4 separate regions of the Mus musculus genome follow, and all the other regions are linked to region 1. Evidence: chromatin loops called from intact Hi-C (ENCODE). Cell type or tissue: left cerebral cortex. All regions are shown on one strand. Links, peaks and the distances in the headings refer to the core of each region. The heading gives the core; the rest is flanking DNA.

Evidence for each region. A loop is a pair of places that touch in the nucleus more often than their neighbours do. Peaks named below come from ENCODE experiments on the same cell type or tissue, not always from the same donor. Only the 100,000 strongest peaks of a DNase experiment are listed, where the experiment ranks them.
Region 2: it touches region 1 in a loop (2.0-fold over the local background); 12 of 42 quality-filtered maps call a loop at or near these places.
Region 3: a loop joins it to region 1, with 4 times the contacts of the local background. A loop is called at or near these places in 6 of 42 quality-filtered maps.
Region 4: it touches region 1 in a loop (7-fold over the local background); 15 of 42 quality-filtered maps call a loop at or near these places.

What each region holds. Positions count from the first base shown.
Region 1 is chr11:54,519,005-54,526,365 of GRCm38, forward strand. Rapgef6 (Rap guanine nucleotide exchange factor (GEF) 6) reads left to right here and starts at 3,841. Exons shown (of 29, transcript NM_001252494.1): 1 at 3,841-4,114. The coding sequence starts at 4,046. In left cerebral cortex, for the core only: a CTCF peak has its summit at 3,224; DNase peaks (open chromatin) are centred at 3,083 and 3,754; H3K4me3 peaks cover 1,996 bases; H3K27ac peaks cover 1,357 bases.
Region 2 is chr11:54,355,888-54,363,248 of GRCm38, forward strand. It overlaps Acsl6 (acyl-CoA synthetase long-chain family member 6), which reads left to right. Exons shown (of 21, transcript NM_001033598.1): 21 at 5,173-5,652. The coding sequence ends at 5,310. Among named protein-coding and RNA genes, the nearest start is that of Meikin, 11 kb to the right of the region's middle. In left cerebral cortex, for the core only: a CTCF peak has its summit at 1,660 (motif pointing left); a DNase peak (open chromatin) is centred at 4,195.
Region 3 is chr11:54,858,815-54,866,175 of GRCm38, forward strand. Lyrm7 (LYR motif containing 7) reads right to left here and starts at 1,783. Exons shown (of 5, transcript NM_029327.5): 1 at 1,738-1,783. The coding sequence starts at 1,755. Gm31490 (a long non-coding RNA gene) reads left to right here and starts at 1,000. Exons shown (of 3, transcript XR_879859.2): 1 at 1,000-1,226; 2 at 3,102-3,216; 3 at 3,935-4,045. In left cerebral cortex, for the core only: CTCF peaks have their summits at 1,802 (motif pointing left) and 4,361 (motif pointing left); DNase peaks (open chromatin) are centred at 1,900 and 4,364; H3K4me3 peaks cover 1,052 bases; H3K27ac peaks cover 1,216 bases.
Region 4 is chr11:54,433,846-54,441,206 of GRCm38, forward strand. Fnip1 (folliculin interacting protein 1) reads left to right here and starts at 4,334. Exons shown (of 18, transcript NM_173753.4): 1 at 4,334-4,543. The coding sequence starts at 4,452. LOC115487771 (a long non-coding RNA gene) reads left to right here and starts at 4,550. Exons shown (of 2, transcript XR_003949675.1): 1 at 4,550-5,062; 2 at 5,786-7,361. In left cerebral cortex, for the core only: no CTCF peak of the experiment used is centred there; DNase peaks (open chromatin) are centred at 2,835, 3,708, 4,285 and 4,799; H3K4me3 peaks cover 2,296 bases; H3K27ac peaks cover 1,817 bases.

The DNA of each region.
Region 1 (7,361 bases), core at 1,206-6,205:
AGCTGTCTTCCTTAAGTTAGGTTGAATTGAGTTGAGTTAAGCCTTGAAGCAGCACTAGACCAGGACCTAGTTTCATATATTAATTATATCAGTTTTATATTTAAAGGAGTGCTGTTTTAAATCAGTGAAGTATCGAACACTTGAAAAGTATGGATCAGTTATTTATAAAGTTTGTATAAACTTTAAAAATATAAAATTCCTTAGTATGGAAGACTGATTTTGCTATGAGAAACCACGTAAAATACAGAAGATTTAATCTAGTTATCTAAAGTCATAAAGTCTCCTGTAAAGTCCAACTTGTCTCTTAGACCAGAAAGTTTTCCCAGGTATTTGGGGTGACAGGTAGTAATGTGATCCAAAGGGTTTTTTTTTTTATCTGCTTTTCTGTGTGGAAGGGGGCCATAGAGCAGCAAGATAAGACCAAGCCCGAGCTGTAGGCCAGTGTGGACTGTGAAGTTGCAGCTTATCAGGTGCGTGAATTTGTCATGTCTACAAATTATTAGGCAAGCTAAGCTTGGCTGTTAGTAATTTCCTATTTTAAACTTCTAGGGGATAGCTAAACTAGCAAAGTTTGTATAAAGGTAACTAAGTTTAGAAAAGTAAAAAGGGAAAATAATATAAATTTAAAATAATCTATCAGATTTTATTATATTCCTTAGTAAGAATTTTTAATTTCATTAAAACTATCCAAATTGTTCAAACATGAACTTGTATTTTAGAGAAATCACTTTCCAGAAGAAATAGAAGTGTTTTTGTTTGGATTGTGGTGACAACATACTGATTCACATGATTTAACTCATCTTGAAAATCCTGAAAGCCCACTATTTCCATACAGATGTACAAACTGATGTTCAGAGATGCATTAAATGGTGTCAGGGGTGTGTTCATAACAATAGTAGAATGCTTGCTAGGGGTTAGGTCCTCAACACTGGGGAACAACCGCCTTTCCTAACTAAAAGTTAAATTCCAGTCTGATTGCCTGCAAAGTTCAAGTTTATAATGATCAAGATTTTTTTTTTCCCTCTTTCAAAATTTTAAGGTGAGGGACTGGAGAGATGGCTCAGCAGTTAAGAGCCCTGGCTGCTCTTCCAGAGGACAGGAGTTCAATTCCCAGCACACATGTGGCAACTCACAACTATTACTCCAGTTTTAGAGGATCTGGCACCCTCAAATAGACATGCATGCAGGCAAAACATCAATGCACATAAAAATAAATAAAACTTAAATAATATTAAGATGAAACTGAACATTAATCTTTGGGGTATTAACTGTTGAGATATAGTTTATATACTATATATAAACTTAAAATATACATTATATAAAAGTGATGCAGATCACTTGCAACACTTCAATTACTTCCTATTGCTGTGATGGGCCACTGAACAGAAGCAGCCTGGGATGGAAAGGGTTAGCTTTCCTCTTAGAGGGCAGAAACGGAAGCAGAGACTATGAAGGAGCAGTGCTTACTGAAGTTGCTATGTTTGCTTGCTTAAAGGACCCAGGAGCACTTGCCCACCCCCAGTGGACTAAGTGTTCCACCTCAGTCATTCATTAATCAAGTAAATGCCCCCACAGACTTGCTTACACTTCAGTCTGATGGAGGCATTTTCTCAATTGAGGTTCTCATCCCAGAAGACCTTAGCATGTATCAGTTGACAGAAAACTTAACCAGCACAAGTACCGTATACCTTTTTCACAATTTATGTCTATAGTGGCTGAACCATATGGGGCCTTTGTGCCCTAACCTCAGAAAAGATGTGCTAATAGGGTGTTGTAAACTTCAAATTTGGGTAAGCTCCAGCGTCCAATGGAAAATACAGCACTGTCAGTGCTCTGAAATGTTACAGTCTGAACTCTCCTGTTTTTATTAGAGATTCTTACCTTGCCAGAGAAAGGTACTGTGAACCATTATTGGAAAACATGTCTAATCATAAGACACTACGTTCCCTAGTTGGCTGATACTCCTGAAAATACTATGATGCACTTAGATGTGGTCACAGTCTTCAATTTTAAAAATTCTGTGTAAATGAAATGCCAGAAGGTGGAGGTTCACAAGGAATGGTGTGACTAGTGTGGCCCACCTATGCTCTAATAAGAACAGTGCAAAATAACTTTCCCAAAATGATGGAGTCTGGAATTCTGAAAGTTAGCCTTTACTGTTGACATAGCCTGATAGTCAATTTGACAGAATCTAGAATCCCCCAAGGAAATAAATCTCTGGGCATGTCTGTGAAGAAGCTTCTAGATTGGGGTAATGAAGTTAGGAAAAAGCCACTCTTCTTTCTCATGGGCCTGGGGTACTGGACTGAATAAGAAGGCCAGCTAAGCAAGAGGATTCATCATGTGCTATTACCTGACTGTGGACAAAATGAACAGCTACTTAACACCCCTGTCGCCATGGCATGGCAGGAAAAGGCACTTGCTACCAAGATAATCTGGGTTTCATTCCTCGGGACCCAGATAGTGAAAGAAAAAACACTCTCCTATAAGATGTTTCCATGAGCACAGAGGTACATGCCACACACAATAGAAACATTAAAAAAAAAAAAACCTAAACAATAGGCTGCAGAGATGTCTCTGTGGTTTATGAGCAAGCAGTGCCCTCGGAGAGGGCCTGAGTTAAGTTCCCAGCACTCATGTCCATTGATTGACAGCTCCTGTTACTTCTGGCTCAATCTGGGGGCCAAAATAAACCTAGGGTTACTTTTATCATAACAGGAATAATAACAATCAGTTTTTGCAGCTTTTCTTGTTCCAAAGGACAAGTAACAAAACTGAAGCTGTCTTTATTTTGTTAGAGACTAGAATGTAAAATTCAATACAAAACGGAGTGGAGAGGTTTGCTCTGAGCACTGCTTAGGTTAAAGCAGCCCCCACCCACTCACTCTCACTGCCCAGATTTTAGTCAAGGTTGTTAGATTAGGATGGAGGCAAGTGGAAATAAAAGGGCAGATCTACCTCCACAGAAGTTCTGTCCTTTAATCAGAACAAGTGACACCAGTTTCTCCACGGGAGTGGAAGCTGCACAGGTGGTGCAGAGGGCCTGAAGTTCTATAGGACGGGAAAAAACCTCTGGGATATAAGATTTCACCTGCGGGTCGGTTCCCCTACAGTCTCAAAGTGCTAAATAAATACCAAGTTGGCATGCTGATCTTCTCAGAAGGCAAGGATTCTGACAGCCCACAGGTGTTATCTGTCAACTTTCGAATCAGGAGTTCCTTAGTCCACCTGAGGCTTTTTGGTCATTAAACCCTTTAAAGGAAAATCCTAAAATTCTGCACACAGAAGCCAAGACAATCTGGTGCACGCTAGACCAGCAGGCTACTCTGAACTATAGCTCTAGTCTTCAAAACGCTTTTTTCTTTCTCTCTTTTTTTTTCTTCTTCTTTTTTTTTTTTTTTTTGAGGCAGCTTTCACTATCGATTTCGTGGTTTGTTTTTGTTTTTTAAAGTCGCGTAGAATACGCCACAAGGTTGCGGTGGGCTAGGTGCGCGAGTACTGCCCCGAGATCCGTGGCTTGCGGAGCGGTGCGTGGGCTTCCCCGCTTGCTGAATGGCAGCCTCGATTTCCGCGGGGCCATAAGAGCCCCGCGGTTTCCGGACTCGAGCGCTAAACCAAAGCATCTTACCCACAGCTCTACCCGATAGTCTATTTTTGGCGACGCCCTCGTAGCATTTCCGGAACCTCAACCGGAAGCTGGGTATGCGGAAACTACAATCCTGTAACCGAGGCGGAGTCTCGCGAAGAAAAGCCAAGCCGCTCATTCTCCGCCCCCTCCACGCCCATCTCTCTACGTCACGGCCAGGCGGGCGTTAGTGTGCGCGTCGTGCGCATGCGCATGCGTTCTCGGCCAGTCTCGCCCCCGCGCAGGCGTCTTTCTGGCCAGTCGCGCGTGGGCTGAGGCCCTGGGCGGGCGTTGCGAAGACTTGTTTGCTTGAGTTTGGACCCTGCGACAGTTCTCATTTCCCTCCCGGTGGGGCTGGCGTACACCCGGAGCTGGAGAATGGGCAGCTAGACGCAGGCTAGGGAGCCTGTGGCTGCGGACATGAACTCGCCCGTGGACCCCGGCGCTCGGCAGGCACTGAGGAAGAAGCCGCCCGAGCGGACTCCTGAGGTAAGGCCGGGCACTGGCGAGCACTGCTCGGCCCCGACCTGGCCGTAGCCGCGCAGGGTGATGAGCACCTTTCCTGCCGCTTCCTGCCGGGGACTTCCTTGTACTTGTGATAAGAAAGCACCGTTACTGTTGACTGGCTTCTGAGTTTGTGTGTGCTCAGGTGGGCTGAAAAACAAGCTGGGAATAATGATGTGTAAGAGACAGTTCATACCATAGCCAGTGTGTGCTGTGCGTTCATCTCAGATACTGCACAATTGCCCCCAGAAGACAGGTTTCCAATGTCCGTATCAGACTCTGCGTCAGCCAGATAGTAGTAAGTCCCGTGGCGGGTGATGCGTGTCGAGTGGTTCCCTGGTGCTTTTTCAAACTTTCCGTGGGAAGTTTAAGATTATTTGTTAAGTTTTCTTGGTTTGAAGACGTTTCTATAATCTTAGTGGCTATGTGTATTATACCAAAATTAAAAAAAAAAAAAAGGAAAACCCAACAGCAATGTAAATGCAATGAGTCGTCTTGTTTGAAGTTGCAGTAACTGAAATGAAATGTTTTAATTTTTAGTCACGGGAGTTTCATACTTAGAGTTCTTTGCATAGAAAGTCTCAAACTTTGGGTAACACTCTGGGACATGACTTTGTTACAGCCATTATTGAAGTTGTGATGTGTCCAGCTTGCTTCCTGAAACCTTGATCTTTGCATAGTAACAAGGCACCTGCCCACCCCTTTCCAGGGGCTACTTTTTCCTACTTATAATTTATGAATCAGCTTTTCTGTGGTGATTACCATTGTAATGTGCATTTTAAGTTTTATTTACGAACATTATTTAGGTAATGAAGGAAAACCTTGTTTCTCTTCAGGTACCGAATTACTTAGTTTGAAATTGAGTCTTTTTAAGTAGAGGACGTTTTCTCAACTGTTGGGGAACTTATGCTTGGTCATGTGTGCTGTGTTGAGGACTTTTATCTTGTGTTACTGGAATAGCAACATTGTTGAAGGGAATATTAACTGCTTGGATTCATTGGCTGTATTTTTGAATGAGTGTAGAATTTAGGTTACTAATAAATCATTATCCAGAGTGCTAGTGATGCTTTATTTTGACAAAGAGTTCTATGAAATTCTCACAAGTTCGTTTCTGCTGTCAAAAGATTCTCGTAGTGGACTCCTAAGAGTCTGTTATAAATATATTAATTTGGTAATTATTCATTGCCAACCTGTTCAAGGCTCTATTTTGTACATTAGAAAATTTTAGTGGGCACAATAGACAGGTCCCTATAGTTCTTACATCCTGATGGATTAAGGAATTGAGAAGGTAGGTGATAAATATGCAACATGCTAGCTAATAATGGCTATTTCCAATAATAGGATAAGGAGAATTGGGGAAAGGGAAAATAAGCTATTTCCTAGGTAACTTGACTTGCTTGTTGAACGAAACTGGGTATCCCTGTGTAGCTCACAGCAACCTGGAACCATAACTTGTCGGCACTTTGCTTGTATGAAGATGGTAGTGACCCTCAAGGATCTGACTTGATGAACATTCTATTGATGCATACGAATGGGATTATGTGCAGAGTTTTATGAGGAAGAAAGCTTATGCAAATGGAGGAAATGGTCATTGCAAAGACCCTGTGATTAGAGTGTTCTGTTCATACATTCCAGGATTAACAGGGAACTCTTGAATAGTGGGCAATGAGCCAGAGTGGGTAGGAAGTCCTAGATAGTGCTGTAGGATAGGACACAGCATATAGGACTTTGTAAAATGTGAGGGTTGTTATTACTACTACTGCTACCACCACCACCACCACCACCACCACCACCACCACCACCACTACAACTACTTTTATCTGCAGTGAAATGGGTGAGCTACCATCTGAAGGTTTTGAAGCAGTGGAATGAAACTGTCTTGATAGATTTTCAAAAAGACTGGCTGTTATGTAGAGTGTAGACCAGGTGGAAACAAGGGTAGGAGCAGGAAGTTAGAAGCTATTGCATAAATGGGGTAAGAGATGATGATAGTTCAGACTAAAATGACAGCCATGGGGATTCTGAATAGCCATCAACTTCTGAAAATATTTTTAACCTTTAGCCAGGAGCCTTTGTTAATAACATAGACTAGGTATAGACTGAAGGATAAAGAAGAATTGAACATGGTTTCAGAGTTTGGGGTCTAAATTATGGAGTGTTGAAGTTGTTACCAAAGACAAGTTGAAGAGTTATCAAAGAAATGGCCTTGGATGTCACGAAGTGATACAATGCACACCTAGTGTCATGAGATCCTGGACTTCATCCTCAGCACCACAAAACAGAAATACAAGAGATTTACCAGAGCTGATTTTTGTGAGGGGGTAATATCACAAATTATGTTTTCAATATGTCTAATTTAAAATATCTGTTAGAAATGTTGGAGTAAACATTTAGCACATAAAAGCTATGTTTCTAAGAGAAGGCTGGACTAGAGAGTTAAAATTTATAGTCATCGGGTTGTAGATTGTTTTCAGTTGGGAGAATTATGAAATTATCAATATAGAGTGTATAGAGAATAGAAGAGGTAAAATTTACAGTCATTGGAATGTAGACATTTTCAGTTATAAGAATATATGAAATTAGGAATATAAAGAATATACATAGAAAATAGGGGTCACACATTATGATCCCAGCACCTGGGACTCTGAGGAGGAAAATTGCCATTGATTCCAGGCCTGCCTGGTATGAATGAGGATGGATGTGTTTGGGTATGACATGTCTTAGAAAAAAAATGTTAGAATAAATAGGTAGATTAAGAGACAGAGGGGTTGGAGAGAGAGCTCAGTGACTAAAAGCATTCACTGCTCTTCAGAGGTCCTGAGCTCAATTCTCACCAACCACATGGTGGCTCACAACCATCTATATTGAGATCTGATGCCTTCTTGTGGCATGCAGGCATATATGCATATAGAGCACTCATATACATAAAATACATAAATAAATCTTCAAAAAGCGAGACAGAAACAGACACATACACCCAGTGTATAGTGATATCATGGAAGCCAAGTTAATAAAAGTGCATGTTCTAGGAGTGTAGTTAGTTGTAGAGCATTTGTCTGTCACATATGAAGCCTTGGGCTCAATTCTCAGGGTAGGATTGGGGGATTCTATTTTTAAAAGCTAGGCATGATAACACATGTCTGGAATACCAGCATTTAGGAAGTGGAGGCTACAGCATTAAGAGTACCAGTCCAGTCTGGGCTACATAAGACCATGTTTCAAACAAACAAAA
Region 2 (7,361 bases), core at 1,222-6,221, 160 kb before region 1:
ACCCAGGGCTGTGTAGTGAGATTTTTGTCTCAAGGGAGAGGGGGAAGCTATTAAGGATTAGCCCTATTTTTACAGGTGGCTCGCCTGCATGTATTTAAGTGCACTACGTGAATGTATGCTGCCCTCAGAGGCCAGAAGATGACCCCACATCCCCAGAATGGTTGTGAGGTGCTGGGAACCAAGCCACTGTCCTCTGCAAGAGCAGTAAGTGCTCTTACCTGCTGAGCCACCTGTCCAGCCTTGAAGGATTAGCTCTAAACACATGAAGAATGACCTAACTACATCCAGCGTTTACGTTATCCTGTATAAACTTTAGGAGTTCAGGGTTACCGGGCTGGGTTGCTTGTACTAAACTTTGAGTTAGAAAACAAAAATGGATTTACTGTGGCATAAATTCCAGAAACATGCAATTCTAAGAAATAGGTCAGCCATTAGTAATTGACAGAGATCTTTAGAAGATGCATATCTAAATGAGTAGATTAATAAATAAATAAATAAATAGGATACACTTAAACTGTCCTAGTAACAAGTAGATGACTAGCATATACTTGAGCACATTTAATTGTGAATTAATAATGTTCTTGATATTTGAATGGCTCACTAATTTGCATAGACAATACAGAATGAAGTTTGACATGTAGATTTTTCAGCTTCTAACCAGTAACCTTCTCCTTAGTCATATTGTGTTGCTTCTCATTGAAATGGATACTTGTGGAATCAGTTTAGAGATGCTTTTATCATTTCCCTGATTCATGGATATGCTTATCTTTCTTTCCATCTTTCATCTTAAATGATTTATTTATTTATTTTGTTTATTATCTACAAGCAAACTCGAGTCAATACCTTTGAAAATCTTCAGAATACAAAAGTTTGTTTTTGTTGTTGCTTTTTTAAGTTTCTGAGTTTTTACATTTCTTTATTTTATGGGTATGGGTGTTTTGCCTGAATATGTCCATGTACCACGTATGTGCAGTTCCCTTGGAGGTCAGCAGAGGGCGTCAGATCCTCTGGGTATGAAATTGCAGATGGTTATGAGCTTCCAAGTGGGTACTGGTCATGGAACCCGGGTTCTCTGGAAAAGGAGCCAATGCTCTTAACCAAGGAACTATCTCTCCAGCCCCTGGAAAGTTCATGGTCTTGTGAAATAACATAACTGGAGGCTTTGGAGGTCTTACTTTCCAATGCAATGTTTAAATGCTATCTTTTTTTTTTTTTTAATGAAAGTTCTATAAATCTCATTTCAATGACAAGTTTCAATATAGAAGTCTAAGCTAATGTCAGGCATTCTCTTTCTATTTCTTCTATAAAATTTATTAAAAGTTGGAAAGACCCAGGCATGGTAGTAAACTCAGGAGACAGAGGCAGGTGGATTCCCTGTGAGTCTACATAGTGAGTTGCAGGTCAACTAGTGATGCACAATGAGAGATACCTGTCTCAAAACTACTTATATTCATCCATATGTATGTACATAGATACATGCATGCATACATACATACATACGTATGTACATACATACAAATGGACTTGGAAAGGTGGCTTAGTGGTTAAGAAAAGTTGTTATTCTTCCAGAGAACCTGGTTTTGATTCCCAGCACCTGCATGGAGGCTCACAACTGTCTGTAACTCCAGTTTCAAAAAATATGATGCCCTCTTCTGGTCTCCACAGGCACTGCATGCACATATCGCACAGACATACATGCAAGCAAAACACCCATGCACATAAAATAGATAGATAAATAGATAGATGAATGGATGGACAGACAAATGGACGGATGGATAAATTTGGAAAGCCAGTTTCATGGACATAAATGAACAATAAGACTCCTTTTTTAATACACTGAAAATTAGACAATTTTTTTGTCTTAAGGTTTTTTTGGGGGGGTTGTGTATGTAAAAAAAATTCAGTGGATATAATGGAGTTTTTGAGCAAAGAATTCTTTGTCACCTCTAAATAGCCACCTGCTAGGATGCTGTACTGTTAATATCAGAGACATCTTCCTAGCCCCTTGATCCATCTTAAGAGTCATCTTTCCAAAGAGCCATTCGGGCTTAATTTTCCATGTCGAGAGTCATGTCCAAACTTGCTAGCAATGTATACTGCTCTTTCCAATATGGCCATTCTTTCCAGACCCATCCTCTTCTATGTCACATGTATCACATCTGTAACAGGCTGCAGAGATTTGAACATCACTGCCTCTGCCTGAGCACACGCTTCCAATAGGACCACTCCACCCTGTCCCTGGCTGTCTACAGCTGGCTAACTTAACGCTTACTCTCCACCGTTCAGCTCACATATACCTATTTAAAGAACCTTGTCTCTCACAGGATCATGTTTTGAGCTCTCAGTTTCCAACCTGTAGCACTATCTTGAAAAAGTCACGGATCTTTTAAGAAGTGAGACCTGACTGAAGGAAGCAGGTCCCAGAAGTCTTTGAGCAAACCCCTCTTGTTCTAATCTCTCTGCTTTCCATCCACCACCATGTGAACAAGTTGCAGCCTCCCTCCCATTGCCACTGATGGAGCCATTGTGTCGGCCTCCCTGCCATGAGGAACTCAATCCCTCTGAAACCATGAGCCAGAGATATTGGTCTCCCTTTAAACTGATTCTGTCAGGTATTTTGGTCACAGCAATGAAGAGAAACATAATAAGGAAACACAGCGCAAACTCTGCCAAGCCTAGGGTCTGTGGTGTATCAGAAAGAAATGCCAACTCACACAGAAAAACCCCACTCCCAGTCTATTGGGTTTTCCTTCTTTGCATAAGTGGAAAGATGGATGATCCCAGGTAGGTACAGGTCCTCAAAGACACGGACTTTTCCTGTCTCTCCACTTCTCTCAACCCTTAGTGTGTTGGCTTTTCAATCCATGGTGGTGAGGTGGCTGCAGTAACTCTCAACATTGCTCACATTCAAGGAAGAAAGGGGAGAGGAAATAGAAGTAGCTGTGCTTGAACTTTTTAATTAGGGAAGAATTTTTTTCTAGACTAGTAACCAGATATGGATCTTATGGCTGTCCTCTAGCTGCAAAGCAGAGCTGAGAAATCAGAGAACAGGACAGTCATGGTACGGATTCTGGGCCCAACTAAGTCAGGTTTCTGTTAGCACGGGGGAAGTGGGGCAGGGAGATTGGAGGAGCAGCTGTAGTCCCCCCCCCCCGGCGCTCATCCCTGCACAGGTCTGCCAAATACTAACACCTCTCGTTGGATTGTAGGTTCCATGTGAGTAAGCGCTACTTGTTTCTCCTTGTATCCCTGGTGTAAAACATAGTACACCCTGTAGGTGCTCAATGAACATTAGTTACCCTAAACTATACCTGGTTCTCTGTGTATTTTAACACACACACTTTGATGTGATTTTTAAAATACGTGTTAGAACTCTTTAATAAGTGCATTACCTCTGCAGAGATCACTTGATTTGGCCCTAGTTAGGATACAACTTCTTAAAGATCACACCATTAACGTGTTCAGCCCTGACTCAGATGTAACGTTCTCAGACAACTGCCTGGAAGTCTTCCTTTTGGAACCGCACATGACAGAAGTCCTATGAGACACTCCTAGACCATCCCTCCATCCTTTCTTGTACACAGTCCACCTCGCAAAAAGACTTTGTCTGAGGAGCCTGGGCTCTGCCACACAGAAGGCAGCAATGAGAATGCTAGATCAGCTCCCACCATGCCTCTCTCTAAAGGAGTCCACAAAAGCTCATGGCTCAGGCTAGGGATGCAGCTCAGTTGGTAGAGTACTTGCCTGGGATACACGGAACCCTGGGTTCTATCCTCCCTCCTCCTGCTGCACAAACCAGGTATGGTGATGTATGCCTGTCGTCCCAGCATGGAGGAGAGAGGAAGGGAGCTCCTACGTTTTAGGTCATGCACAGCTCCATGGTGAGTAAGGCCTGTCTGAGCTACATGAGATCCTGTCTCAAAAAAAAAAAAATGTCTACAGTAGGATATTGATTTAATTCATTATGCTCCCCCTCATTTCCCTTTGCATTCTTTGTAAAAATTACATCATCCCTAGGCAGCCATCTAAAGCAGGCACTGGAGTCCTCACAGCAGCCTCCCTCCACATTACATCTGTCACTGTGCCTCCGATTCATTCTGACCTGCTCACCTATCTCTGTGCCTGCTTCCGCTCTATGAGTGCTGGCTTGTCTCCGATGAGCGGGACATATGCTTCTATTCTTAACTCCCCCCGAAGCCAACTTCCAGTTTCTCCCGAAGATTTCTTTCTATAGCACGTATGTGTCTGCTTTACTTAGAAATCTCCAGCCCTTTCCTCTTGCACTTGGAATAAAATTCCACCTTCTCCACACTGGCCTGTCTATGCCTTCAGCTTCATCCCTACCACACTTGACTTCGTTATGTACCAATGAGAAGCCATTAGTTGTCCCTTTGTAGATCCTGCTTCTTCAATCCTGGTTTTGTTCTTGATGACTGTGCCTGTGTAACCCTCCCCCACTCACTTTCCCACCCACCCCACCCTCGTTGCTGCTTGATTATTTATTTAAGATGGGGGTGTCCCAAACTGAACTTCAGCTTGATAGATGGCCGAGGGTGACTTTGAACTTCTGTCCTTCCTAACTCTACCTCCTGAGTGCTGAGTTTTGTGCCACCATATCCTGGCTTTATAGGATGTTAGGGGAGCAAACCCACGCATCCTACTCGGTAGTCAAGCACCAGCTAAGAGCTATACCTGGCCTCAACTCATTTTTTGGTGAAATCTTCGCTGATTTCCCTGACTGCACCTCACTACCTACCTCACTAACTACCCTACCTCAGGTCTGTGCTCCTCATTCCCTGCTCATCATGTTAAAAAGTGCCCAGCATCCTGCAGTCTGCTCTGCAAACCCTAATATACACCACTTAGGGTGCTGGTATTTAGGACTCCTTTTATTCTTGGTGCCTAGCAGAACAAACAAACTGTTCATGTCTGTAAAGTTGTTGAATGAATGAATGAATGAATGAATGAATGGATGGATGGATGGATGGCAAAAGGAAAGGGTGGGTTCCAGCCATATCAAATAAGCTGAAATGTGTTTGTATATAATTTTGACTCAGCATGGTACTCTTAAGCCAAGGTGCATATTCCTCTCTGCCTGCTTACTCTCACCCTGTATGCTATAAATGCTGTGTTTAACTCCCACTAAAGATATGTTCTGCCTTTGGTTTTTAGGTTAAAGCCATTTACATCCATTGTGACATGTTCTCTGTTCAAAATGGTCTGCTGACACCAACACTAAAGGCTAAGAGACCGGAGCTGAGAGAGTACTTCAAAAAGCAAATAGAAGAGCTTTACTTAGTCTCCGTGTGAAGCTCCAGGAGGGCCCGTCTCAGTCCGATGAACTTTGCAGCAATATTATAGTTATTCGTGAGAGAAAGGAATCAGAATGCCACAGCTCAAAGTGAACAAGCACCTGATTTTTGCAACTGAGCCTTTCCTGACCCAAGAAGTCTCTAACAATATTTTCTCTACCATCACCAAGTACACTTTATTTTTATTAAATGATATTGTAGCAAGCTGCTAAAAAAAATTATCGCAAACGGTAATGTAAAAACAAATCAAGACACTTTCTGAAGAACTGTGTACCACTAAAAGTAATATATTCGCAATGTTCACAGAATTCCATTAAACATAAAGAAAAAACATAACTGATATATTGTACTTAATTATTTGTGGAGTAATAACCAGGTACAGTGAAAGTCTAGGCAATGTGGACTACCTCATTAAATAACTGATTGTCAACCATCACAGTTAGATCAGACCTAGAACTTAAAGCAAGCTGTAGGAAGCCACGCCAAAACAAAACCCGATAGTTCCCATGTGACCTGACTCCTCTGCTCTAATGCGAGCACCTTTGCCGGTACGAAAACCTTCTCACTGATTCTAACTGTTACTCCTGAAAAGTGGAAATGCAGCTGTCCTTACAGCAAATATCATATCTATCTAACAACCCCCATAGGTCTTTCAGTAATCTGCTCATTTATCGAGCTCACCGAAGTATTCAGAATCTATGCACAGAAGAATAGGTGGGGGTTGCGTTTATTTGCCTACTTCTTACCATAGGGAAGCTTAAAAGATGTTTGTTGACTGCGGCAAATGGACTCTTGGCAAACATTTAGGGGAAGCTACTCAGTGGTGTCTCAGGGCCCAACAGCTCACGCACCCATGTTTCTGCTACAGTCCTTGCCTTTTCCATTCTCAGTATGTCTGTCCGGGTCTGGGAGACGCAATATGGCGGAAATTGTGAACAACCTCGATTTCTTTTCAAATGATATCACAGCAAATGTGAGAGGAATAGCTGATAATTCCAAATAAAAGAACGTCTTCAAAATTTCCCTAGAAAACGATGGAAGTCCAACATAGAAGAATCCCTGCTAACGGCATGATTCCATTCCTAGAACCTCCAGATGCTCCTAATGGACCATAAAACCTTAATTGTATCATATGTTTAGTTGCACCCTAAATCTGGGTGCCAAGATTCTGATGTCACCAAAAAGCCTCGATACCATGGGCAGTGCAGCTCAAGTCCGCACTATAAATTGTGCACCCAAGGAGGGCAAGGTCCTCAGGGAAGTGTTTCTCTTCTGTGGGAACAGGACTCTGAAAGTACATAGAGAACTCATGCAGGTCGCACGATCTTCCCTAACACATCTATGATCAGGGTGGCCAGGACAAGGAACTCCCTAGCTCTGAGGGAAATCCAATTTATTTGTAAGTTCCCAGTTCGAACCTGCATCATCACACAGGCCTGTTGGATGGTCCCAACATATATGTGAGTGAATGTTCTCAGTCAGAACCTGAGTTATCCATCACGCAGGCCTGTGGGATGGTCTGCATCATTGATCACACACCTGTTTCAGTCATGTTGCGTCATGACCTCAGCTTCAATTGACATAGTTATTCAGGTATTTTTTTTTTTACACATTCCTTGGGCATCATCTTTCTGAAGACTCACTGTTGCACCTATTAATCTGACATTGACTAAATGAGCAATTCTGGGCACATTAATTTCTTTCACAGTATGGAGGAGCAACACCAGGGCCTTGCACATGCAAGGCAAGTAGTGTTCTGCTAAGCTCCACTCCCAGCCCTGTTTGTGTTAAACTTGAAATACATTTCTGGCAAGACAAATAACACATTGAAAGCCACACCTGAAGAGCACTGGCTTTTTAAATGTTTAATGTATGTTCGATCAGTTAAAATTGAACATCATTACCTGAATTAGATTATCTATATTATTTTAAGGGCAAGGAGTTTTGCATTCCAAATTTTAAAATCTGTTTTTCATTGTCCTTCTACTTGACTATAACCCCATAGTTGGCTTTCCATTTACGTGTCTCTGTAGTTAGGTATGACTAACT
Region 3 (7,361 bases), core at 1,471-6,470, 340 kb after region 1:
GGAATATGAATTTTAAAAGGCACCACATAGACTGTGCTTGAAATGTAGTGGGTCCTGAGTTCATTTCTCAGCACTACACAATAAAATATAAATTAAGCAAGAGGTAAAGAGACATATAGGCCCAGCACTCGGGAGGCAGAGGCAGGCAGATTTCTGAGTTTGAGGCCAGCCTGGTCTACAAAGTGAGTTCCAGGACAGCCAGGGCTATACAGAGAAACCCTGTCTCGAAAAAAAAAAAAAAAAAAAAAAAAGACAAACAAAAAAGAGACAGATAGGCAGGCAGGCAGAAGCACACTAGCACACGCGCGCGCACACGCACACGCGCGCGCACACACACACACACACACACACACACACGAGACTAGGTGTCTAGATGTCCCTGCATCTTAGAAAGTGGAGAAGGGAGGATCACTTGATCCCAAAGTTTAAGACCATAGGAAGTCTGCAGTGTGGAACACTAAAGGATAGTAATCGGAGTAATTTTATATAGTACTTCCTGGGGAGTGGGGGTGTCCATTAATATAAAAACAGCACCACTAGCTTAAGACCATTATCCTAATAAAAAGAAAATGGGGGCTGGAGAGATGGCTCTGAGGTTAAAGCACTGGCTGCTCTCACAAAGGAACCAGGCTCTTCCCATCAGCCATACTGCAGCTGACAACCTCCTGTAACTTCGGTTCCAAGGAATCTGACACCCTCTTCTGGCCTCTGTGAGTACCAGACATGCACATGGTGCACAGACATACATGCCTTGCAAATAAAATAGTTGAAAAAGTTATTTTAAAAGAAAATGTGATCTTCATTACCACAAATCTACTAGAACCGGCATTACATTGTAGCTAATCATATCTTTTTACTTATTATTTATGCACTGTTGGGCATGGAAGCCAATGCCTTGAAAATGCTAAGGGCTCCAACTTAAAAGTTAAATACAACCTCAGCCCTACTAAGAAACTTCTTTTCAAACGCAAAAAGTAGCTGGGCGTAGTGGCTCGGGAGTCAGATTCCCAGCACTTAGCATGAAGATTGCTGAGAATTGGCCGCCGGTGTGAGCTACAAGTCTGAGGCCAGCCCCTCCTAATTCTTAATCAAACTTCAGGTGTCTGCCTATAAGTCCCCGTGATTCTTAAATTTCGAGACAAGATCTATGTTGCCTGGGCTTGCCATCAACAAGTAGGCTCAGCAATGCTGCCTCTCGCCCACTAGAGATTTCTGTATTCCTCTAGGTAAGTTAAATCCTATTTATAGGTTCACAAAACATGCTGTTTATTAATTTGAAGCACTTCTTACGATTTTATTAGTTGTTTATAGTCTTCCTACTATGGAACTTCTTTATTAAGGCATAGGTGGTCGGTTTATGGTCATCAGTCTCCTCTATTCACTACCTTTCATGGATCAGCCATCCTCCTCATTCATTGTCTCGTGTGGCTGTCACCCTCCTCCGCTCCGCGCCCCTCGAGATCCACTCCCTCCTCACTCACTGTCCCCCCCTTCTCCACTGCAGCCCCTCCAGGTTGTCTCCCTCATCATTCACTCTTCCACATGGCTATCAACCTCCTCCATTCACGGTCCATAGGGTCGTCTCTCCTCACTGCCCTCAAAATTGTCACCCTCTACCACTCATTGCCCCTGAAGGTTGTCACCCTCTTACACTCTCAGCCCCCCTCGGGGTCGCCTCCCTCCCTTGCCGGGGTCTTGAGCCTCAGCATCCCTGCACCCTCCTCCCGGCCCTGTCACCTTGGCGGGCTGACCCATGGCTCCCCACGCCGCTGACTCCGCCTCTGAGGGCGCCCCCTCTTGGCAACCAATCAGGGCCGGGGCACAGCTGGCGACGCTCCGCATAGCAACCAATCAGAATGCAACATGTCCTTCCTAGCCCGCCTTCCCCGCAGGAGGAAGTTCAGGCGTTTGCTAAGCAGAGCTAAGTATAAAAACGCGAGAAGCCGCGGTGCCAAATTACGGACAGGAGGACGGAAGTAGCTGAGAAGCCATGTTTGTTAGGGGCAGACTTCACTCCGCCGCGCCTAGCGTGCCGCTCGCGCACACTGTTTGTTACTGGGTGGCCTCGGAACCTGCTCGTTTTTTATCTCTTGTTTAAGGGCGTGGGCGTCTCTTAAGTGTCTATATTATAAGGTTTCCGGGCTGTGACTGTCTCCTTGGGAACGTAAGCAAACAAAAGCTAAGTCCTAACAACCACAGCCCATACATATCAGAACGCTGACTCCAGAACGTTCTGTTTGTACATTCTCTTAATTATTCCCCCCAAAGGTGCGGTTGAGTTGCCTGCTCAAGTTCACACCCTTGATCCCAGAGCCTCCTCACCTTCTGCATTATTGCCCTACTTATCTTGCCCCGTTCTTTGGTTTTGCTGAGGTAGGAAATAATTTATTAGAAGCTTCATAGTAATAACCATAAAACATTTATATACATTTTAACTTAGTACTTGCAGGCATGGATAAAAATTTCCACCTTGCTCCTGTTCCGCAATCATTTGCGTTCAACATTCCTGTAACATTTTAGGCTACTTTTAGGTAAAACTGACTGTTTATTAAGAATCAAAGATTCTTAATCTTTGATTAAGCTGAGTGTGGTGGGATATACTTGAAAACCCAGTATTTGGAAGGTAAAGTCAGGAGCATCAAGAATTCAAGGACAGCCCTGGTCTAGACTATATGAGACTCTGTGTCAATCAAAAAACAAAAAGGAAAAAAAAATTCTGCTTTTGAGACAGGGTGTCACAGTAACCCTGTCTGGTGTGGAACTTGTTATATAGATCAGGCTGGCCTCAAACTTTGAGATCTGCTGCCTCTGGAGTGCTGGAATAAAAGTTGTCACCACCAAACCTGTACTCGTCCTCAGGAATGCTTTCTACCTTGTTCAAAACCTAGAATTGGCCCAGAACTCACTGGTTAGGCTAGACTGGCTGTCCTGGTCTCAGAGATCTTCCCATCTCTACCTCCCCAAGGCTGGGATTACAAATGTGAAATACCATGCCTAGGGAGTCTTATATAAGAACACAAAGATAATTGTCAACTTTTAAAAATTGTTATTGATGGCTGGAGAGCTGGCCCAAAGCCTAAGAACACTGCTGTTCTTTCCAGAGGACCTGAGATTATTTCCCAACACCCATATGGCAGCTAACAACTGCCTGAACTCCAGTCCCAGGGGATCTGACACCTTCTGGCCTCCAAGGACACGGTATACATACACATCCAGGTAAACACTCATACACTCATAAAAATAAAATCTCACTAAAAATTTCTTATTGAGGTTTTATTTATTTATTTATTTATTTATTTATTTATTTATTTCAGGACAAGGTTTCTCTGTGTAGCCCTGGCTGTCCTGGAGCTCACTCTGTAGACCAGGCTGGCCTCCAACTCAAAAATCTGCCTGCCTCTGCCTCCCCAGTGCTGGGATTAAAGGCGTGCGCCACCACTGCTCGGCTGCAGAAGTGCTTTTAATAGAACCAATGAAATCAAGTGTAGTGGCTATTGTCTTTCATCCAAAACAATAATCAATTAGATGATCTTATACTGTGGTGGCTTCTGTAGTACTATAGATCAATTTCTTAAAAAAAAAAAGTAATTTGTAATAATAACTTCTGATTAGAAAGTTAATGAAAACCCTTCTATGTTATTTAAAAATATGGATCCTGTGGCTGAAGAGATGGTTCAGTGCTTAACAGCACTTACTGATCAGCAGGGGACTGGAGTTGGATTCCTAGCACCTTCACAGCAGCTCACAACAGGCTGTAACTCCAGTTTTGGGAGATCCAGTACTCTCTTCTGGCCTCCGTTGGCTCCTACATGCCTGTGGTGCCCATAATGTCATGCAATTGTATACATATAATAGATAAAATTTTAAAACATAGTTCTACAGTGCCCAAATGAGATCAGAAGTGAGTCTTAAGCCAACATGATAGTTTCTTCAGCTGTTCCAGAGATGAAGGGAAACGAGACAGCTCACACTCTTTACTGATCCGGTGGTGGGAACTGAACTGAAGAAACGCCAGAACTCAGTGGAAATTCCAACTGTTCATCATGTAAGTTCCTGGAGCTATGTGGCAGGCAGGAGTATGCCCTCCAAAAGATGTGTGCACTCAGGTGCCCAGAACTTCTCATTGCCTTGCCTTGCAGGAATTTGGCAAGTGAATTAAATATTCTGAGATGGGAGACGTTTCATGTACGGTCTGGTGAGCCTAATGAGTCACATTGAAAGTGGAAGAAGGAAAAGAGGGAGATGTAAAAAGATACTCCTCTGCTGGTTTTGGAGATGAATAAAAAAGACCCCCCAAAAACCGAAGGGAAGCACATGATCTTGGAAGCTGGAAAAGACAAGGGAGTGGACTGCCCTCTAGAGCCTCCAGGGAGAATGCAGCTCTGCTGTGACCAGTTTTCCCTTGGTGGAAACAAATCACACTTAGGACTTCCAGAATGCCACCCAACCGTCATCCAAACCAGAATCTTGTCCCTTTGCTGCCTCATCACCTCCCTCCTCTCCTCTCTAGGGCCCTGTTGTTACACTGGGTTCACCCAGATACCCCAGGCGCCTACCTACTTCAGGATCCTTGATTTAATCACACCTCTAAAATGCTCTTTACCTAATAACATGTTCACAGGACCCAGGGATGGGGACATGGGCACAGTCTACTCATTACATCCGGTTTGCGTGAAGCCAGTCAGTAAGCTTGAAATGGAAGTAAATGAAGGAGGAGAAACAGACAGGACACAGTCACGCAGGTTCCTATCGGTCAAGGAAAGGACTTTGGGTATCATTTTGGGATAGCATGCTCTGAAATAGTACCAACAGGAGACTGACACCATGGTTTACACTTTACAAACATCCTTTTGGCTGTGTGCAGAGACAAGAGTTCAAGGTCATCCTCAGCTAAATAGCAAATTCAGGTTCTGCCCGCTACAAGATGAGATCCTGTCTCCAAAAGATAAACATACCTGAGGCTCAGCTTTAAGTGCAAAGTACATGCTACATAAACATGAGGATTGATCCTCAGCACCACAAAAGCAAACCCACTTACCTATACACCACCCTGCCCCTACTGTTGGAACGTAGGTTGTACTAACTGGATATCCAGTTAGTCATCTCTGTCAGTGAAATATAAAAATTTATAGCGTCCCATAGCAAAGTTTGGTAATTTACAATAACCTATTTCCTGTCTAATGAATGTCTATGAGGGAAAAGAGTTCATAACGATCTAAAGATAAAAGAATGGGGCATGTGGCGGTGGTGGTGTGTGCCTTTAATCCAGGAGGCAGAGGCAGTCAGATCTCTGAGTTTGGGGCCAGACTGGTCTGTGGGGTGAGTTCCAGGACAGCCATGGCTACACACACACACACACACACACACACACACACACAGACAGACAGACACACCTTGAAAAAAACTAAATAAATAAATAACGTTGTCAAAAGAGTAAGTTGCAGATGTAATATTCTTATTCTTTTGCCTCTAAGTACATAAGCGGTTTTCCCTACATTATATCACTGTTCCTCAAAGCCACAGCACCAGGGCCAAAAGCATCATCTAGAATGTACTAGAAACCTAACTAAGAGGACCATAAGCATCATCTAGAATGTACTAGAAACCTAACTAACCATAACTAACTAACCATAACTAACCATAAGCCAGGCCAACTGATATTCATGACCTTTTCGGTAGTTACGGAAATAAACGAACATGACTCCTAATCTAATGTCTTATGTTTAGACATTATTTACCAGTGATTGCAAAGTACCAGTAATGGCTCTGATAGCAAAGAATAGGACACCAAGACTGCCAACAACCACTATCAATAATTTTGTCAAGACAGGAGCTTAAGGTCATCCTTGGCTACATAGCAAGTTGGAGGCCAGCCTGGGCTATATGAGACACTGTCTCAATAATGGTAATAATAATTTTGTTGAGACAAAGTAGTCAAATATCATCATATAGGGCAATTCAAAGGAAATAGCTTTTCCATTTATTTATTTATTTATTTATTTATTTATTTATTTATTTATTTATGAGACAGGATTTCCTGGAACTTGCTCTTTAGACTAGGCTGGCCTTGAACTCAGAGATCTGTCCGCCTCTGCCCTAGAGTGCTGACATTAAAGTCATGCACTACTATCATCTGGCTTAAGTTTTCCCATTTTATTTTTTTTTAATTATGTGTATACATGTGTGTGTGTGTGTGAGACCTGTGTGCTCACATGTCCATGGGTGACTGAAGACATCCTGCTAGGCCAAAGGCATCTGACTTCCCTGGAGCTGGAGTTACAGGCAGTTGTGATGTTTGTGCTGGCCTCTGTGAGAACAGTTTGTGTTCTTGATCGCTGAACCATCTCTCTAAGTCCCCAAGGTTTCTTCCTATGGCCACTTGGAGATTGTCAGATAAGAGGGCCAGGAACAAAATCTAATGAGGTATGGAAATGGAGGCTTAGCGTGCAGGAAAAAAAAAAAAAAAAACCAACATCCAGAGGGCAAGGGTGTGAGATGTTGAAAGAAGACAAGGGTAACAACTGTAGCAACCAGGCCAACAGATCTATATGACAACTGCGATTGTCTAGAGAACGCTGATTGGAGGTCCTGCCTAATCCCGACAAGGAGGAAATGACCCAAAGGACCAATGATGACAAAGTGCACACCATATGTAGAAAACACTTTTTAGGAGGAGCAAAGGGATAGAGAGGAGGAAGGGTGGAGGTGGGGCCAAGGAAGACTTTTTGTTTCTTCCAGGTGGAGCATCTTACCTGAAGCTGATTCCTGCCGGGGAAAATGGCCCAAGAGGCTTACAAACAACTGCCACCTAAGGTCTCATCTCTGCAGTCTTGGACTTAATTGATGCAGAGTGTGGCCAGAGATGTTTAAAGAGCTCCCAAGTGGTTTTTAGTGTGTAGTTATGACTGAGAATTGCTGCCACACACAGCAAGAAACAAACAAACAAAAAAACCCCACCTGATGTAAGACTTCACCTGGCTCTTAGCTAAGGCCTCAAACAGCTGAGGGTTTAAACGATCACGGTCAAGAGCACTTGTTCCTCTTGCAGAAAGGACCAGGCTTCAGTTCCCTCCACCCACATGGCTCACAACTGTAACTCCAGTTCCAGGGGATCCAAAGCATTAGATGTGATTCACTCTTACACATGCTTGCAAAATACTCATCTACATATAAAATAAAAATCTTTTTTAAAAAATTAAAAAAGGGAAGGCTAAGGTATCACACCCAGTAAATGTGATCAGAACAACTTGAAATAGAAACCAGACTGTTCTGGAGCAGGGTCTCGGGTAGCCCAGGCTGGCCTCAAACAATGTGGAGAAGGATGAACTAAACTCTTCCATCCTCCTGTCTTCATTTCTCAA
Region 4 (7,361 bases), core at 896-5,895, 85 kb before region 1:
TAATAACTTTTCTACATAATAGCCAGACTGGACTCATGAGCTGGGTCATGGCCCTTTCCTATTTTAACCTTACTCAACAGCTTCCATCACTCATGCATTGCGTCACTCTTTGACAGTCTCCTAGGTGAAGGTGATGCATTTGGTCACTTTTCATTCTCCACTACTCCTTCCTATTCCTTCCCACACATGCTGAACTTCTTCCCAACAATTTCTTCAATTTTCATGTTGTGTTACTGTTTTTTTTTCTATTTTCCTGTGATCCACGGAGTCTAAGTAGGGCTGTTTACACAGAATTATCATTTACTCTTTTGCAGTGCCAGGGATTGACCCTATGACTTCACACACGCACTGTACCACTGAGCTACATAACCAGCCTCTCCCACCACTCCTAACCTCCTTCCCGTGATTTGCAAAGAACCATGATTTAGATAATCTGGCCCCTTGTATTTTTCTACCCACATGCAAGCTCATGTTCCTGTCCAGAGTCTGGCTTCCCTTCTCTTCAAACCAAACCTATTGCTTCTGCCGAGCCTCCGCACATTGTCTTCTTTCCCTCAGAGTGTTCTTTACCATCTTTTCCATGGCTGCCTCCTAAGTTTTTCTTCCACCCCTTCGGTTTCTGCTGTAGCTCCTATCACCACCTGCAGGCATTTGGTTTCCTCCCATTAAGAAGTAAATTCCCAATGGGGACTCTCTCTCAACACTGTCTCCTCAGAGCCTCAAACAGGCTGAAGTAGGAAGGACACCAGGGATGCTTGCAAACAAACCAAGGTTTATTCCTTCTTGAACGTCAAACCACTGCCACTTTCTTGTCATATAGCCACAAAATAGCTGGCTTAAGCGTTTTAAGAATTGAGTCGACTCAAGTCTGTATAAATGGACTGATTACTCTGAGATGTTAATCAGTGAAAGTTTTCTTTCAGACTGATTTAGACAACTGAATCCAAGTTTATTAGCACGGTGGTTAAAGGAGCCAGATTATAGTTTTATTAGCCCATTTCCTATGTCAGACAAGCAGCAGATATGTACAGCGAAGACTACCTCTGCCATTTATATTTTCAGAATTTTTTTTCTTGTCTTTTTAAGTCACTATGTGACTCTATTTGTCCTGGAACTTCTATGTAGGCAAGGCTGGACTCAACTCAACAGCGGTCCACCTGCCTCTGCCTCCTGAGCGCTGAGATTAAAGTTGTGCATCACCATACCCAGTCAAAGAAGGATGGTCTTGAAGCTGATGGACAGAGACCAGTTTGGCAGAGACTGAAACTTCTAGGCTTATTTTTAATACTTCTAACTCATTGTTCCACATTCATGTACAATAGCATGAATGACTAGATAAAAACTGTTATATTTTCTCTATCCCTGCTTGACTCTTCCCTAAATATAAAGAGCTTGCTTTCAAGACACCTCAGCTTCTCTATGACAATGGATCATATTAAATAGCAGGGTAAATAAACGCTTCTGTATAGTATGCCTTATTATAAATCTGTATCCTTTCAGGGTTTTCACTCTGCTATTGTAGCATTATGTTGAGGTATAAGGGAAATGTGATGAACAGTAGCAAATACATTTGGTTTTTCTCTGTACTTTCAAGACTGAGCATTCAGACATGAAGCAACTGCATGAGTGGAGAACACTAAAATAAAGCATGTCTTATGCAAGCAGCAATGCTTCTCCTACTATTAATATCTATGATCACCCATGAAGTAATTTTTTCCCAAGATGAAGGCACATGAGGTTACTGTATTCGGAAACTTCCTTCTGAGGGAACCTGGAAAGATTCATCTCTGTGCCAGCCATGGACAGCCTCTTGTCCTTAAGAATCTTTGCTCCAGTGTCCAGTAGAAGCGTGAGTCTGATTCTACTCACTTTTATCTAATGTGTATAAAAACAAGAAACGTCAGCAGCTCACACACTGACTTAGCAGATGTATGGGGTTTTTTTCCTATATTTAAAAATGTCACAAATATTTTCCTTGAAAAAAATTTCACTGTTCTATCACTGTGAAGAGACATCATGATCATGGGAACTGTTAGAAAATATTTAATTGGGAGCTTGCTTACAGTTTCAGAGGCTTAGTCCTTTATCATGGCTGGGATCATAGTGCATAGCAGGCATGGTGCTACATCTTTATCTGCAGGCAGAGAGAGAGAGAGGGAGAGAGAGAGAGAGAGAGAGAGAGAGAGAGAGAGAGAGAGCGCACTGGTCCTTGTGTGGCCTTTTTGAAACCTCAAAGCAAACTCCAGTGATACACTTTCTCCAACAAGGCCACACCTATTCTAAAAAGGCCACATCCCCTAATCCTTGTAATCCTTTCAAACAGTCCCACTCTCTGGTGACCAAGCATTCAAGAGTATGAACTTATGGGATCCATTTTTATTCAAACCACCATACCCAGGAACTTTTGAAATGAGCAGTTTACAAAGGACCTATGAATAAAATCTAACTATTGCACTACATTCTCAGAAAGACCTTCCTGTGACATAATTTCATTGTTTAGTTCATTAATTGCGTAACACTAATCACTTTCTGCAATTACCTTACCATTTACAGTCTTCTTGCTTATAAAATTAACTTTTCTGTTGTTAATGTTGATCCCCAGTATACAGAACTTAAATTTGTGCAATGAGCAAATTTATTTTTTGATTCCCTGTGTAGCCATGGCTGTCCTGAAGCTCACTCTGTAGACCAGGCTAGTCTCAAACTCACAGAGATCCACCCTCTTCTGCCTCCAGAGTGTTGAGATTAAGAGTGTATGCCACCACTGCTTGGCTGCAAATTCTCGTTTTAGTTATCTATAATTAGTGCTTTTTAAATGTCTTGTGTACTGGAGCGGTGGAGACAGGAGAGTGAACTGGAGACTTCTCCCTCCTCCTCCAACACCTTCAGAAGGCAGCTCTGGAGATGAAGTGCTTGCTGTGTGAACAAGAAGACCTGCATTCCATTCCCAGAATCTACTTCAAGGATGGGCAAAGGAATGCAAGGTTGTGATTCTTGTGCTGTCAAAGAAGATGAAGCAGAAAGGTCATCCTACACTACTTGGTGAGCTCCAGGCCAGCAAGAGACCCTGTCTCAATAAATATAAAAAAGTCTTGTAACATGAGACTTTGTAACATGTTGTAACAGCTCAACATGCTGACCAGTGATAAATTATTAACGATATAAAAATATCCTGCTAATTTTTCTTTTATTCTTTTGTTTTGTTTTCTTGTTTTGTTTTTTCGAGACAGGATCTTTCTGTGTAGCCCTGGCTGTCCTGGAACTCACTCTGTAGACCAGGCTGACCTTGAACTCAGAAATCTGCCTGCCTCTGCCTCCCAAGTACTGGGATTAAAGACGTGTGCCACCACTGCCCGGCATTTTTTCTTTTTCCCATGTAAATAAGGGCTACTTATTTATTTTTTTTCAACTGCAGATCAGCTGACAACTTCTTAAAGATTTGGTTCCTATGTCTAGCTAAGTGAAATTCTCAAGCGTCTTTGTCTACCCTTGCAAACATACACCAGTATTTCCCCACATTCATCCACATTTCTCAGAGAACTTCATTCCACTGTACGAAATCCCTCATCCTGGTAAACGGATGACGAATTTGATCTGAACACTGATGGTTTGATAAGACTGGAAGGATGTTCGTGAGCTGTATTTTCCGTTTTGAGAGCAGTCTTGCCATTTGGTAACAATGTTACAGTTCCTCCTTTCCTCATACCCAGATATTAAAGATATACAGCTTTGTTTCATGGAAGTTCTGATTGTCTCTCTTAGACATTTTGCTAAACTTCTTGTTTGGTGATGAGGATCAAACCCAGGGCCTCTAACTACTGAGCTCTTTAACCGCAGTCTTTCAAATTCTAAATACTTAGCATAAAGGGTTAGATATTTTTAGATAGATGTCTTTTTTTTTTTTTTTTTTTTTTTTTTTTTTTTACGGCTGCTTGCCTCTCTTGGTTTTGCTTGTGATCTTTTTGGTTACCAAGGAGATCGAGCCTGAGCCCCCAGTCGCTAGATCTTCCTAGAGACTAAGTGCGGGCGTCAATGGAAACCGCACCTCAAGTCACAGACCTAGGTCTCCTCCTAGAGCCCTAGCAGTTTGGGAGGGTCAGAGGCGGGCCTGGGTCCCAGAGGCTTTCTCTTGCCACCCAGCCGCGCGCGCCCTCGCACGCCCCGCCCCGTGAGAGGCCGCGTGACGGACCCGTGAGCCAGCCAATGGCAGGCGGCCCCGCCTCCCCACCCCCACCCCGCCCCCCGCTCAGTTTGCTGCCACGTGATACGGCTCGTCGCCAGCCAATCGCCGCGACCTCAATCTCGCGCTCCGCCCCGCGCGCCGTGGCCGTTTGAAGTGACTAATTTCTGTCATATGACTGAGGCGCCCATGGGGGTGGCGGGGTGGCGGTAGGAGCGGGGGGCCTCCTGCGAGCTCCCAGCCGAGCGACCCCAGTCTTGCGGCGGCCAGCATGGCCCCCACCCTGTTCCAGAAGCTCTTCAGCAAGCGGAGCGGATTAGGCGCGCCGGGACGAGACGCCCGCGACCCGGACTGCGCGTTCAGGTGAGGCGTCGCGGGCCCCCGAGGGGTCGCGGCCTCGGGCGGGGCGTGCGGTCCCCTGCCCTCTTCGCTAGGCTGTTTATGCCCCGCCCGCGCCACGCGCCGCGTCCCCAGCCCCAGCACGGCGGCCTCGGGAGGCTGTCGGTCCGCACGCTGCCCGGGCTGCGACCTCACCGCAGGCCTCCGGGGCCCGGCCGGGAGCTGCTGTCTCCCTGTGATCCGCAGCCCTCGGGTGGCTTTGTGCAGACTGTCGCGCGTTCGGCCAACCTGCGGAGCACTGAGGAGGCTGGAGGAGCGAGTGGGCAGGCTGGCGGTCTGTCAGGCTTCTTGGAAACTAAAATTGGAGCTGTGCAGTTCTCTTGCCGAGCGACCTTAGTGTTATCGAAGGAGAAATGCGAAACCGAAGTGGTTAGGGTTACTACTGACCAGACTCGAGGAGGACTTGCGGTAGAACTTACTGTCGAATTTTCTTTCCCTTCTTACACCTGTTACTGAAAAGGAGTTTCTTGCAAATGGAAAACGGTAGCTGTGTGTGTGTGTGTGTGTGTGTGTGTGTGTGTTTGTTTGTGATTGCATGCTTTGTTTCTTTCTGATTGCAGTACCTGTTGCTGGTACAGTAACTTTTTAGAATTGTCAGATATATAGAAGCTTAGCTCAATGGTTAAATTCAGCCGTGGAATTGTATTTGAAGAAGATATTGTTTTGTCTTCCATAATGCGCTATGGAAACTTTCGCATGTAACTAGGCCAAATGTCACATATCAGACAAACTTGGCTGTATGGCCGAGAACTCAGTTGTACAGTAATAGTAAAAGGGAAACAGTGTCAAATTTTGCAGCAAGCCCAAGTATCAGATGACTGCACTACATAAGTCTTAGAGGCTTTAATATTTTTCAAATTATCCACGCTGTCAATAATACAGATCCCATCAGGAAACAATGTGTGAGATTGAATATCAAATGGCAAGTAATTTAACTGATATTTAATGGGAGAAAAAGGTCAGTTACCGTTTTGGAAACAAGCTTAACAAAAGAATTTTCATGGCAGTGGCTTTTCTTCGTAATGGGAAGTAAATGTCTTGTGCCGTAGTCATCTGACAGTTGTTTTTCCTTTGAAAAGCGAAAGTGCAGATAACACCAGATAATACACCGGGACACCTAGGAAAACCAGAGACCCGGGAAGCAGCCTCTGGAGAGAGATTTAAAAGATAACATTTGAATAGACCACTGTTTCTATTTCTGTGCAGAGACTGACTTTGGGTAACCAAGATTACAAGAGTCTCAATTTGTTAATGTGACCAAAATCTACTTTTTGAGTAAGTGTTCTATATGGTTGTGTAAGACTTTACTGCTGCCAAAGAACTTTCCCATCAGTTATCTCATTTCACAGTAACCTTGTGAGATAGAGCAAGTAGCAATGTAGAGATGACTTTATAATCCTTTTTCCAGCGTGGAAGCCCAATACCTGCAGTTCATCGTGAAAACTTGCTTTGAAAACAAGATGTGTACAAGTGTAATGTGAGAAAATGAGAATTCTGGATCACATACCTAGTGACTTGAGATCTAATTAATCCAGCTTTTAAAATTTCCTTGATATATAATTAAAATACAATAAAAGATGAATACACGGGGAAGGTTACTGTCCCATGAGGGCTGACAGACAAACACAGTTTATACTCAGCACTCCACTGAACCTTCACAACCATTCGTTCTGTCAGCTTGTGCTCCCTCCTTTTCCACAGTCCTTAACCCCCTTTCACCCAAGAACAATTTGGTCTGCTTTCTTTTGTTATATTTTGGCTTTTTGAACATTTCATATAAATGTGATTTTATGACTTCCATAGCCACATGTCTGGCTTCTTTTTACCCACAATAATGTTTATTGAGATGTATCTACGATGTTGCCTTTTTAGTAGTTCCATTCATCTTTTAAGTAGGTGATTTATTGTACAGATATAGCATACCTTTTGTTTTTGCTCTTGGGCTCTCTCGCTCTCTCTCTCTCCCTCTCTCTCATGTGTATTTATTCTTTTGCGTGTGTGCACGCGTGTGCTCGCTGAATTTGATGTTACTTGGACTGACCTTCCATCTTACTTATTGAGTCAGGGTCTTGTAGTCAAACCCAGAGGTTCCTATGATTCTGATCTTGCTACCCAGCTTGCTCTGGCAAACCATCTTGCTTTGCCTTAATGGACCTGGACTGACAAGTGACAGGGAATGCCCTCCTGGCATTTCTGGATTTCTGGGGATCTGAACTCCCAGTCCTCACACTTGCTGGGCGAGCACTTTAACCATTTGGTCATCTGTCCAACTCACAATTTGTTTATTCACTCCTCAGATAAAAGATACTTGAGCAATTCTTCTGTGAATATTTGTGTATAGATCTTTAATTAGAAATAATTTTTGTTTCTTCTGGGTATAGATACTGAGCAGTAGAGCTGCTGGCTCATGTGCAGAGTTTTATTTAATTTTTTAAAAAGTTCCCAAACTTCTTCAAACATACTTGTTTTATAGTTGCAGTAGCAATATATTAAGGTTACTTTTATAACAGATCTCTTCAGTATTTTAGATTACCCTTTAAAAAGTTAATACATTTTTATTGTGATAAGAAACATAACTATCTTAACCAATTAGACATTTAATTTAAATGTTATTTCTTGCTCTCTCTCTCTCTCTCTCTCTCTCTCTCTCTCTCTCTCTGTGTGTGTGTGTGTGTGTGTGTGTGTAGGATGTGTGAGGGGCGTACATGAGCCACAGTGTATTTGTGAAGGTCCGAGGGCAACCCTGTGAATGAATTCAACCTTTCCATGAATTCTGGGAATG